Regions from separate parts of the Homo sapiens genome. Here region 1 is linked to region 2. Evidence: read pairs that join two places in POLR2A ChIA-PET (ENCODE). Cell type or tissue: CD4-positive, alpha-beta T cell. All regions are shown on one strand. Region 1 overlaps PNPT1 (polyribonucleotide nucleotidyltransferase 1). Region 2 holds the start of LOC124900537 (small nucleolar RNA SNORA12).

Region 1 (5,000 bases), 73 kb before region 2:
GAACCTGGGAGGCGGAGGTTGCAGTGAGCCCAGATGGCACCACTGCACTCCAGCCTGGGTGGCAAAAAAAAAAAAAAAAAAAAATGTTTTTGGAAATTGTTAAGAGAAATACAGAAGAACATATATTCTAAAAGTTTTTTTTGTTGAGACGGAGTCTCACTCTGTTGCCAGGTTGGAGTGTAGTGGCACGATCTCGGCTCACTGCCACCTCCGCCTTTCGGGTTCAAACAATTCTCCTGCCTCACCCTCCTGAGTAGCTGGGATTACAGGTGCGCGCCACCAGGCCCAGCTAATTTTTATATTTTTAGTAGAGACGGGGTTTCACCATGTTGGCCAGGGTGGAGTTGATCTCTTGACCTCGTGATCTGCTCACCTTGGCCTCCCAAAGTGCTGGGATTACAGGTGTGAGCCACCGCACCTGGCTCTAAAAGCTTTTCTATTGCATGTTTTTTCTTTATCTTTTCTTCATTCTTTGATTCACACATATTTATTTATAGGGTATATTTTCAGTTGAAAAGTATACTTTTTATAGTTCTAAAAACGTGCTAGAATTGTTTCTTTTCGTTTTTTACTTTTTCCTCATATGAAAACAATGTTTTATTTGTCAATGGATATACAGATACTTATTATTTTAACCAGGCTTACTATTTATTTTTTTGTAGAGATACTGGTGTAATGGTAAAATTATATCCAAATATGACTGCGGTACTGCTTCATAACACACAACTTGATCAACGAAAGGTAAAAAGACAGATGTTATTGTTATTATTTTTATAACTGCCTTGAAACACTGTATTGAAATTACCTAGGTTGGTAAGAATTATACACTTTGCCTACTACTAGCCTAAACAGAGAAAACAAGTGGCAGAGATGCTGCTGGCAAAAAGTTTTACATTGTTTAGCATAAAGAAAAATTGGCTGGGCAGGGTGGCTCATGCCTGTAATCCCAGCACTCTGGAAGTCCGAGGCGGGTGAATCACAAGGTCAAGAAATGGAGACCATCCTGACCAACATGGTGAAACCCAGTGTGTACTAAAAATACAAAAATTAGCTGGGCGTGGTGGCGTGCGCATGTAGTCTTAGCTACTCGGGAGGCTGAGGAAGGAGAATCGCTTGAACCCGGGAGGCGGAGGATGCGGTGAGCCAAGATTGTGCCACTGCACTCCAGTCTGGCGACAGAGTGAGACTTTGTCTCAAAAAAAAAAGAGTGTCTGTTTTACCATATATTAAAATATATTATAAAGCCATAGACAATAAAATAGTATATTACCGGCCCAGAAATAGATAATCCATGCAACAAGAAAACAAAAACTAGAAATAATATACATGGGATTATAATATACGCTAGAAGTTGTATTATAGTCAGTGAATAAAGATTATTTAATAAATTATATTGGTACAGCTGGTTATCTTAAAACAGGATCTCTACTCATTTTTATACCTAAATCCTGTCTGGATCAAAGAGCTAAATGTGCTTTTTAAAAAAGGTGGTAGGAAAAGATAATCTTGTTGGGGCAGGAGGGTTTACTAGAAGAAAATTGGATGTTTTAATAAGATTAGTAGTGGAGAACTCCTCAACATGATATCAAAGCCAAAAAAGTAAATAAACTTACAAAATTTGACCCCATAATTTTTTAATTATATGGCAAAAATTTCAATAAGGTTAAGAGATAATCAGCAACCTAAAGTAAAAATGCTTATATGCAGAAGCTTAATTTACAAAGGGCTTTTATAAATCCGTAAGAATGATGAATATCAATAGAAAAATAAGTAAAGAACATGAACAAATTATTTTTATAAAAAGCCAACCAAGATATTTAATATCAACAGCAATTTTTGAAATGCAAATGAAATTAAGATATCAGTTTTAACTTTCAGATAGTTTAAAATTCTCAGTGTGTATAAGAGAAAAGATGGACATTTTCATACACTGTTGATGGGGGTGTGAATTGGGACAAACTTTTTAGAGGGTGTTTGGTAAATGTCTATGGACCTAGACATTGTAGGATTTTATTTGGAGAGGATAATTAGAGTAGATGAATTCATGATTTGTGCTACACTGCAACTTATTTTTTTTCACCTTATTATTTTGAAAAGTTTTTAATGTACAAAGAAGTTGAAAGAATGATACACTAAACCCTCATATATCTTTCTCCTATATTCATCAGTCATTAACATTTGCAACACTGGAATTTAAAGCAATTTATTGTCTTTAGGTGATTGTTTAAATAAACTATATAGTTTGAAACTTAACGGTAATTCTTAATTTATTGATATGAAAAGATGTCCTTGGGCCAGGTGCAGTGGCTCACGCCTGTAAGCCCAGCACTTTGGGAGGCCAAGGTGGACGGATCACTTTAGGTCAGGAGTTTGAGACCAGCATGGCCAACATGGCAAACCCCCGTGTCTACTAAACATAGAAAAAATTAGCTGGGCATGATGGCGTGCACCTGTAATCCCAGCTACTCTGGAGGCTGAGGCAGGAGAATCTCTTGAACCTGGGAGGAAGAGGTTGCAGTGAGCGGATATCATGCTACTGTACTCCAGCCCGGATGACAGAGCGAGACTCCATCTCAAAAAAAAAAAAAGATGTCCTTAAGATATACAGTAAGCACAGAGGGTCCATTTTTATAAATGCCGTACACATACACTAAGTAGACATCTGAAGGGATACTCATTGGAATGTTAGCAGTAGTTATCTACAACTTGAGAGGGTTTTGAGACAGGGTCTTGCTCTGTCACCCAGGCTGGAGTATAGTGGCATGATCACAGCTCACTGCAGCCTCAGCCTCCCAGGCTCAAGTGATTCTCCCACCTTAGCCTCTGGAGAAGCTGGGTCCCCAGGCACAAACCGCTACACCCGGCTAATTTTTTTGGATTTTTTGTAGAGATGGGGTTTCTTCACGTTGCCCAGTCTGGTTTAAGCAGTCCTTCCACCTCGGCCTCCCAAAGTTCTGGGACTACAGGTGTGAGCCACTGTACCCAGCCTGTTTTGGATAATTTTTATGTTCTTAATACATCTGTATTTTAAATCTTTATAATTAACTGATTTTTTTTTTTTTTTCTGAGACAGAGTCTGACTCTGTCGCCCAGGCTGGAATGCAGTGGCATAATCTCAGCTTACTGCAACCTCTGCCTCCCAGATTCAGGCAATTCTCCTGCCTCAGCCTCCCAAGTAGCTGGGACTACAGGCGTGTGCCACGACACCCAGCTAGTTTTTGTATTTTTAGTAGAGATAGGGTTTCACCATGTTGGTCAGACTGGTTTCGAACTCCGGAGCTCAAGTGATCTGCCTGCCCCAGCCTCCCAAAGTTCTGGGATTACAGCCGTGAGCCACCATGCCCAGCTGATTTTTTTTTTTTTTTTTTGAGACGGATTCTCTCTCTGTCACCCAGGCTGGAGTGCAATGGCGTGGTCTCGGCTCACTGCAAGCTCCACCTCCTGGGTTCACGCCATTCTCCTGCCTCAGCCTCCTGAGTAGCTGGGACTACAGGCGCCCGCCACCATGCCCGGCTAATTTTTTGCATTTTTAGCAGAGATGGGGTTTCACTCTCCTGACCTCCAGAGATGGTCTCAATCTCCTGACCTCTTGATCTGCCCGCTTCTGCCTCCCAAAGTGCTGGAATTACAGGCTTGAGCCACTGCGCCCAGCCGCTAACTGATTTTTTTAATCAGAAAAACTAATAAAGCTTGAGGAAAAAATGTGTACTTCCATGGACACTACATAATTATGCACAACAACTAATAGATTAACATTTTTTTTTCCAGATTAAACATCCTACTGCCCTAGGATTAGAAGTTGGCCAAGAAATTCAGGTATTTGTATTCCACCTTTTAGCCTTGAAGTTGTAAATTGTTCTTGAAGCTTCCATTGTTTTTTTCAAAAAGTTGAAAGAAGAGTCACCATCTATGAAGTTTTTTATTTGTATGCAGTACTTCATTTTTAATCTTAGAATTGCTTGAACAGACTCATTAAGGATTTAAGACACAATTCTTTCCCTCAAGGAGCTTGCAGCTTGGCCAAAATGGTAGTCACCCTTAGTTCGTTTAAAAAATACATGAGCATGTTAGTGTTAGCTATGCAGACTCCATGATTTGGGCACTGACGTAAGAACTGTGATAAGGTAACTTGTTAAAGTCTTTGAATGTCATCTTTGAGGAGGTGAGACTTTGTTTCTCCACTACTTAAAGTTTTTGAGCTTGGTAAGAGCCATGTTATTCAGGCCTAGAATTCATATAACAAAATTGGCCCTTTCTTTGTAGTCCTTTATGAGTGGATGAAAGAAGTCATTGCCAGTCTGTTTTTTCGGGCTCCACCACATTGTCTTTCACTTACGCTAATACGCATGACCTGAGTAACTAAGGCTTCTGGTTTATTCCCAATGTGTAGTCTTATTGTCCAAGTAGCCTCCAGGGGAAGATGAGTGCTAAGATATAGTATCTCTGTATAAGGTTGATTTTTTGGTTTATTTGTTGTTGTTGTTGTTGTTGTTGTTTTCACATCAGAAGGAACTTTAAACCTTTGCATTTGCCCCTGACTTTCATTTTCCAAGGTGAAGCCAAATAAACACTAATGTGTTGGTCCTTTGAGCAGTAGTGAAAATCCAAGTGACCTAAGCATAATCCTCTATAGTATATAACACAATTAGGCTCTCAAAGCCCTTGTCTAGGATCATTCACTATGCCTGTGACTGTTCCCCCAGTATAAGGACTTGGCCTGGTGAGAATAAAAAGGCACAGATGAGTTCAGCGGCAGATTATAGTTGAACAACTAACTGCCCCGTCTCTTTTCTCTTTTATAATGACTACTTATATGTGTTAAGTGTATACGTCCACTTAGCACTGAACAATGCTTTCAGTGAACAAGTAAAAACAATCATTGCCTTATTTGGACCATGTAAATTTAAATGTCTATTAGTTTAGATGTCACTCAATGTGCTGTAACTTTAAAGGAAGATCTGTTTCTTTAACACAGGTGAAATACTTTGGACGTGACCCAG
Region 2 (5,000 bases):
GGACTTAAAGATGAATTTTATAATCGTTACATCACCAAGGGAAATCTTTTTGAGCCAGTTATAAATGCACTTCTGGATAATGGAACTCGGTATAATCTGTTGAATTCAGCTGTTATTGAGTTGTTTGAATTTATAAGAGTGGTAAGTTTATATAAAACAGCTGTTATTATATGTAATTATATGTAAATAATTTTTTATGTAAAAGAATTACATGTAAGCAAAGTGACTTCATTCCCTTTTCACCCCTGAAATTATATATTCCATGTGTCTTAGAATCTATTCTAATAAACAGAAATTTTAAAAATCAGTAGCTTTTTAATTCTTATTTGCCACATGGTTATAGTTTAGTGGTTTTTACTTTTGACACTGATATTTTTTAACGCTAATATTTTTAATTGTGAAATATAAAAGTGAAATTCAGCATAGTCTTTCAGCCCATATTTACTTGATTTTCTCAGTTCCATTTTTATTGGCCAAATGTTTCATGATCTCATTTGGTGTATGTGGACATTTCAGTCAATCATGCCTTATTCACGTGATCTTTTAGGAAAAGGTGATATTTTTATTGTAGAGGTAATGATTTAAAAAGAATAGAAAGATGGAAAAATAATTCACTTGGGGTTGGGCGTGGTGGCTTACGTCTGTAATCCCAGCACTTTGGGAGACCTGGGCAGGCTGATCACTTAAGGTCAGGAGTTCGTGACCAGCCTGGCCAACATGATGAAACCCCATCTCTACTAAAAATACAGAAATTAGCTGAGTGTGATGGCACACGCCTGTAGTCCCAGCCACTTGGGAAGCTGAGGCACAAGAACCACTTGCATCCAGGAGGTGGGGTTGCAGTGAGCCAAGATTGCATCACTTCATTCCAGCCTGGGTGACAGAGCAAGACTCTTGTCTCAAAAAAAAAAATCATTTGGTAGACATTAATACAACATGCATAAAAGGTAGGATGGAATCCTAGAATTTTAAGTTAAAGAGATCAGGAAGTTAGATGGACTACTCCAATTACCGTATTTTATAGATCAGGAAATTAAGACACCCAAAGTTATTAAGTGACCTATTCAAGAACATCCTTTTGGATAGTAGCACAATCAGGACCAGTCAGAACTTGAAGCTTTGTCCCAGCTTAGTTTTAGGCAACAGAAGATTTGTCATAAACAATCTGGAGGGCAGTCTATGTGAATAACAGGAATGCAACAGATAACTGTAGAACCAGTACAACAAATTTACTTCACCTGTACTTAAACACACCGAAATCATTCCACTGAGGAAATGGCCACATAGTTGGAAAGAATTTGGGTTTTATTTTTTGTTTTGTTTTGTTTGAGACAAGGTCTCATGCTGTTGCCCAAGCTGGAGTACAATAATGTAATCACAGTTCACTGCAGCCTCGACCTCCTGGGCTCAAGCAGATCCTCCCACGTCAGCCTCCTGAGTAATTGGAACTACAGGCATGCACTAAAGTGCCTGGCTAATGGTAATTTTTTTTTATGTATGGGGTCTCCCTTTGTTGCCCAGGCTGGTCTCAAACGCCTAGGCTCAACCAGTTCTCCCACCTCAGCCTCCCAAAGTGTTGGATTACAGGTGTGAGCCACTGCACCTGGCTGGAAATAATTTGAAAAATCAAAGTCCAAGCTAGAAATTCATTATCTAGTTTTATTTCTTACAAGTCAGATTTTTGCTGATAACATGCTATTCTCATATGAAGATTATTTGGCTGACTGGATTGTTTTTCTAAAAGTGGTCAATTGCCAAGTATATGATTTTTAAAAGGATGAAGAGGATAGAAGTCTTTAACCTGGTAAAAGAAGGAACATGGTTAACTAGCTCACTAGTTCCCATTGTACTGCTGCAATAAATCAAAGCTTTATATTTTATTTACTTTATATTATTCTCCTTTAAAATTTTGGTGAGATACAGATAAAGCAAATGGTAGAGTTTACAACCCTGTCCCTATGCCCATGATGGAATTGTTTTTGTGAAAATAAGTTCGAGTGGTCGATTTGTGTACCTTGTGCCCCAAAACTTAATGTATTTTTTCGTTTCACATATAACATAGAGCCATTACCTAGGTTTCTAATTTCTGATTTGCGTATTTTTTTTCAATTGAGAAGTACAGGAGAACTAGTTTTAAGACTTAAAATCCATAATGCAACCAAATTATGGTGTATCTTTTCAAGAAATGACCTGTGTGTTTCTTACTATGTAGTGTTATCTGTAAAGTCCTCAATCACAACTTTAATTTTTTTTTTTAAAATAAGCCTACTGGGCATGCATGCATTTGCAGTGATGGTTTAGAATTTAGAAGTTATTACTATCAATTAGTTTATTTCACAGATATTATACTATTGGAAGACTATAGGAATAGACAAGTAGAATTCCAGATAGTTTATCAGATCTGTGTGTATAATATAGTCAGAGAAGTCTTTGCTTCTTATTATTTAGGTAACACGTGTCCTCTGTTGTTTTTTCTTCTTCTGTGTGTGTGAAAGCCAGCCTCTGATGTGGGAAAGGCTTGAGAGAGATCTCTTTGTCATCAAGCCTTTGCCAGCTCCTATATGATATATGTGGCAGAGTTAGGCTCATTTGAAAACTTAACAAATGTACCAGAAAGAAAACCACCACAACCATATCCCATTTTGATAGCAGTTAAACAGGAAGTCATTAAATAAGACCTGTTTGTTGAAAAATATGTTTTTCTTTTATTAATACATAATATTATACAGATGTATTTGGTACATGTATTTATTTTTTACATGCATAGAATGTGTAATGATCAAGTCCGGGTATTTGGGGTATCCATCACCGTGAGTATTTTGAAAATGTAATTTTAACATCTGCCCTCTAACCAGCCGTGTGCTCTGGATCAAACCATCCAGCCTCTCTTAGAGCCTCAATTTTGGTTTTTCTCTAAAATGGGAATAATAAAACCTATCTCATAGAATTGTTGTGAAGATCAAATGAAATTTTATGTAAAAGTGCTTTTTAAATTGTAAACTGCTATATATATATATATATATACAAAAAATAGAAGATGTAAAATAAATCTATTTACTTTTCGAATGCTCTTTATAGTCCTATAAAAGGACTCCAGTAAATTGCTTCTCCTTTTTTTTCAAGTTTTCTGTGCAGTCCTGACTCATGTGTAAAGAAACCAGGACATTACATTTTGGAAGGTGATTTTGAAAAACCTTTTTTGATCAGCTTTAGAACTACAAAACAAAATTTTAAAGTTTTTCTTCTAACAAGCATTGTATTATATTTTAAATGTAAATTTTGTGCTTATACAGGAAGATATCAAGTCTCTTACTGCCCATATAGTTGAAAACTTTTATAAAGCACTTGAATCGATTGAATATGTTCAGACATTCAAAGGATTGAAGACTAAATATGAGCAAGAAAAAGACAGACAAAATCAGAAACTGAACAGGTATTGTTTAAGTATACTGCTTTTATAGCCTACAAAACTGTGTCCAAAATTGTTTGTAGTTCAGATTTTCCATGTGAAATTTACTGAGGAATTTTCTTTCCATCACTGGATAGCATAGAGTTGAATAGGAGGGTAAGGCGTCCCCCCTACCCCATATCATTTATATGTTGAATTACTACTCCATGTTGTAACTTACGAAGAATATTTAGTTTAATTTACAACATCCTAAAATATTTTGGAGTGTTCTCTGGCTACATCTTCTATCATTACAGAGATTATTTTGATATAAATTATAGTCAGTTAAAATTACTTCAGTTCATCTTGGTTATACATATTTTTCCTTCAGTTCAATCTGATGATGAACTTTAAATCATTACTCAATATTTGTGATATATTTCTTACAGTGTACCATCTATATTGCGTAGTAACAGATTTCGCAGAGATGCAAAAGCCTTGGAAGAGGATGAAGAAATGTGGTTTAATGAAGATGAAGAAGAGGAAGGAAAAGCAGTTGTGGCACCAGTGGAAAAACCTAAGCCAGAAGATGATTTTCCAGATAATTATGAAAAGTTTATGGAGACTAAAAAAGGTATTAAAATTCGGAATTTTTGCACAGTGTACCCTCTTATTTAGTGCAGAAATTATTTTGTTGCTTTGTGAAGGTTTGTTTATAGTTTACAAAGCAAGAAAGACAAAAATTTTATACCAAACTGTGTTCTTTTAAAATTATGTACTTTTTCCAAATCTGTCTGGGAATTCTTTTCATGTTTAAAATGTTTCTCTTCAAACTTGCTATTTTGTAATGCTGTTAATTTGCTAGTTAGAAATTGAATTATCTACTTATACTTTTCTTTCTGTGAATAGTCTTGGCTTTATTTCTATACTGAAATTCTCAGTAATAACAGAGACCATATAGCTTCATAGAAACCTTCTAGAGTACTTTGCCTGTGTCTTTTACAGCTGATAAACTGAGCTCAAACAAGTAACTTTGCTCTTTGAAATTTTAAAATTACAAAAGTTACATAAAGATATACTAACAAGAGAAGTGAAAAAGTAAAACTTCCCCTGGCTTTCAGATGTGCTTAACTTGTTTTATAAAATGAAGATCTTGCTAGTAATATATCTTTCAAAAGAACTAACCATTTTACTTCTGTGGCCTGAGGAATTACCATTTTTTGGAATACTGCCCTGAGTATATCATTTAAATATTTAATTAAAATTTATACCTTGCTGGGCATGGCGGCTCACGTCTGTAATCCCAGCACTTTGGGAGACTGAGGCAGGTGGATCATTTGAGCCCAGGAGTTCCAAACCACCCTGGGTAACATGGTAAAACCCTGTCTCTACAAAAAAACACAAAAATTAAATGGGCACAGTGGCACTTACCTGGAGTCCCAGCTACTAGGAAGGCTGAGGCTGGAGGATCACTTGAGCCCAGGAGGTCGAAGCTGCAGTGAGCCATGAGCTGCCGCTGCACTCCAGCTTAATAACAGAGAAAGACCTTATCTCAAAAACAAAAGAAAAAATTTATGTCTTAGAAGATAAAAGCCTTTCTTGGATTTATTAT

What was found. Peaks named below come from ENCODE experiments on the same cell type or tissue, not always from the same donor. Only the 100,000 strongest peaks of a DNase experiment are listed, where the experiment ranks them.
Region 1: POLR2A ChIA-PET joins it to region 2 with 5 read pairs; 2 of 35 experiments call an interaction of 5 or more read pairs at or near these places.

What each region holds. Positions count from the first base shown.
Region 1 is chr2:55,636,368-55,641,367 of GRCh38, reverse strand. PNPT1 (polyribonucleotide nucleotidyltransferase 1) reads left to right here. Exons shown (of 28, transcript NM_033109.5): 26 at 663-741; 27 at 3,769-3,816; 28 at 4,976-5,000. Among named protein-coding and RNA genes, the nearest start is that of PPP4R3B-DT, 21 kb to the right of the region's middle. In CD4-positive, alpha-beta T cell, no CTCF peak of the experiment used is centred here; no DNase peak of the experiment used is centred here.
Region 2 is chr2:55,563,335-55,568,334 of GRCh38, reverse strand. It overlaps PPP4R3B (protein phosphatase 4 regulatory subunit 3B), which reads left to right. Exons shown (of 17, transcript NM_001122964.3): 13 at 1-141; 14 at 3,294-3,433; 15 at 3,838-4,022. LOC124900537 (small nucleolar RNA SNORA12) reads right to left here and starts at 2,632; the gene lies at 2,485-2,632. RefSeq lists an enhancer at 811-1,311. In CD4-positive, alpha-beta T cell, no CTCF peak of the experiment used is centred here; a DNase peak (open chromatin) is centred at 2,534.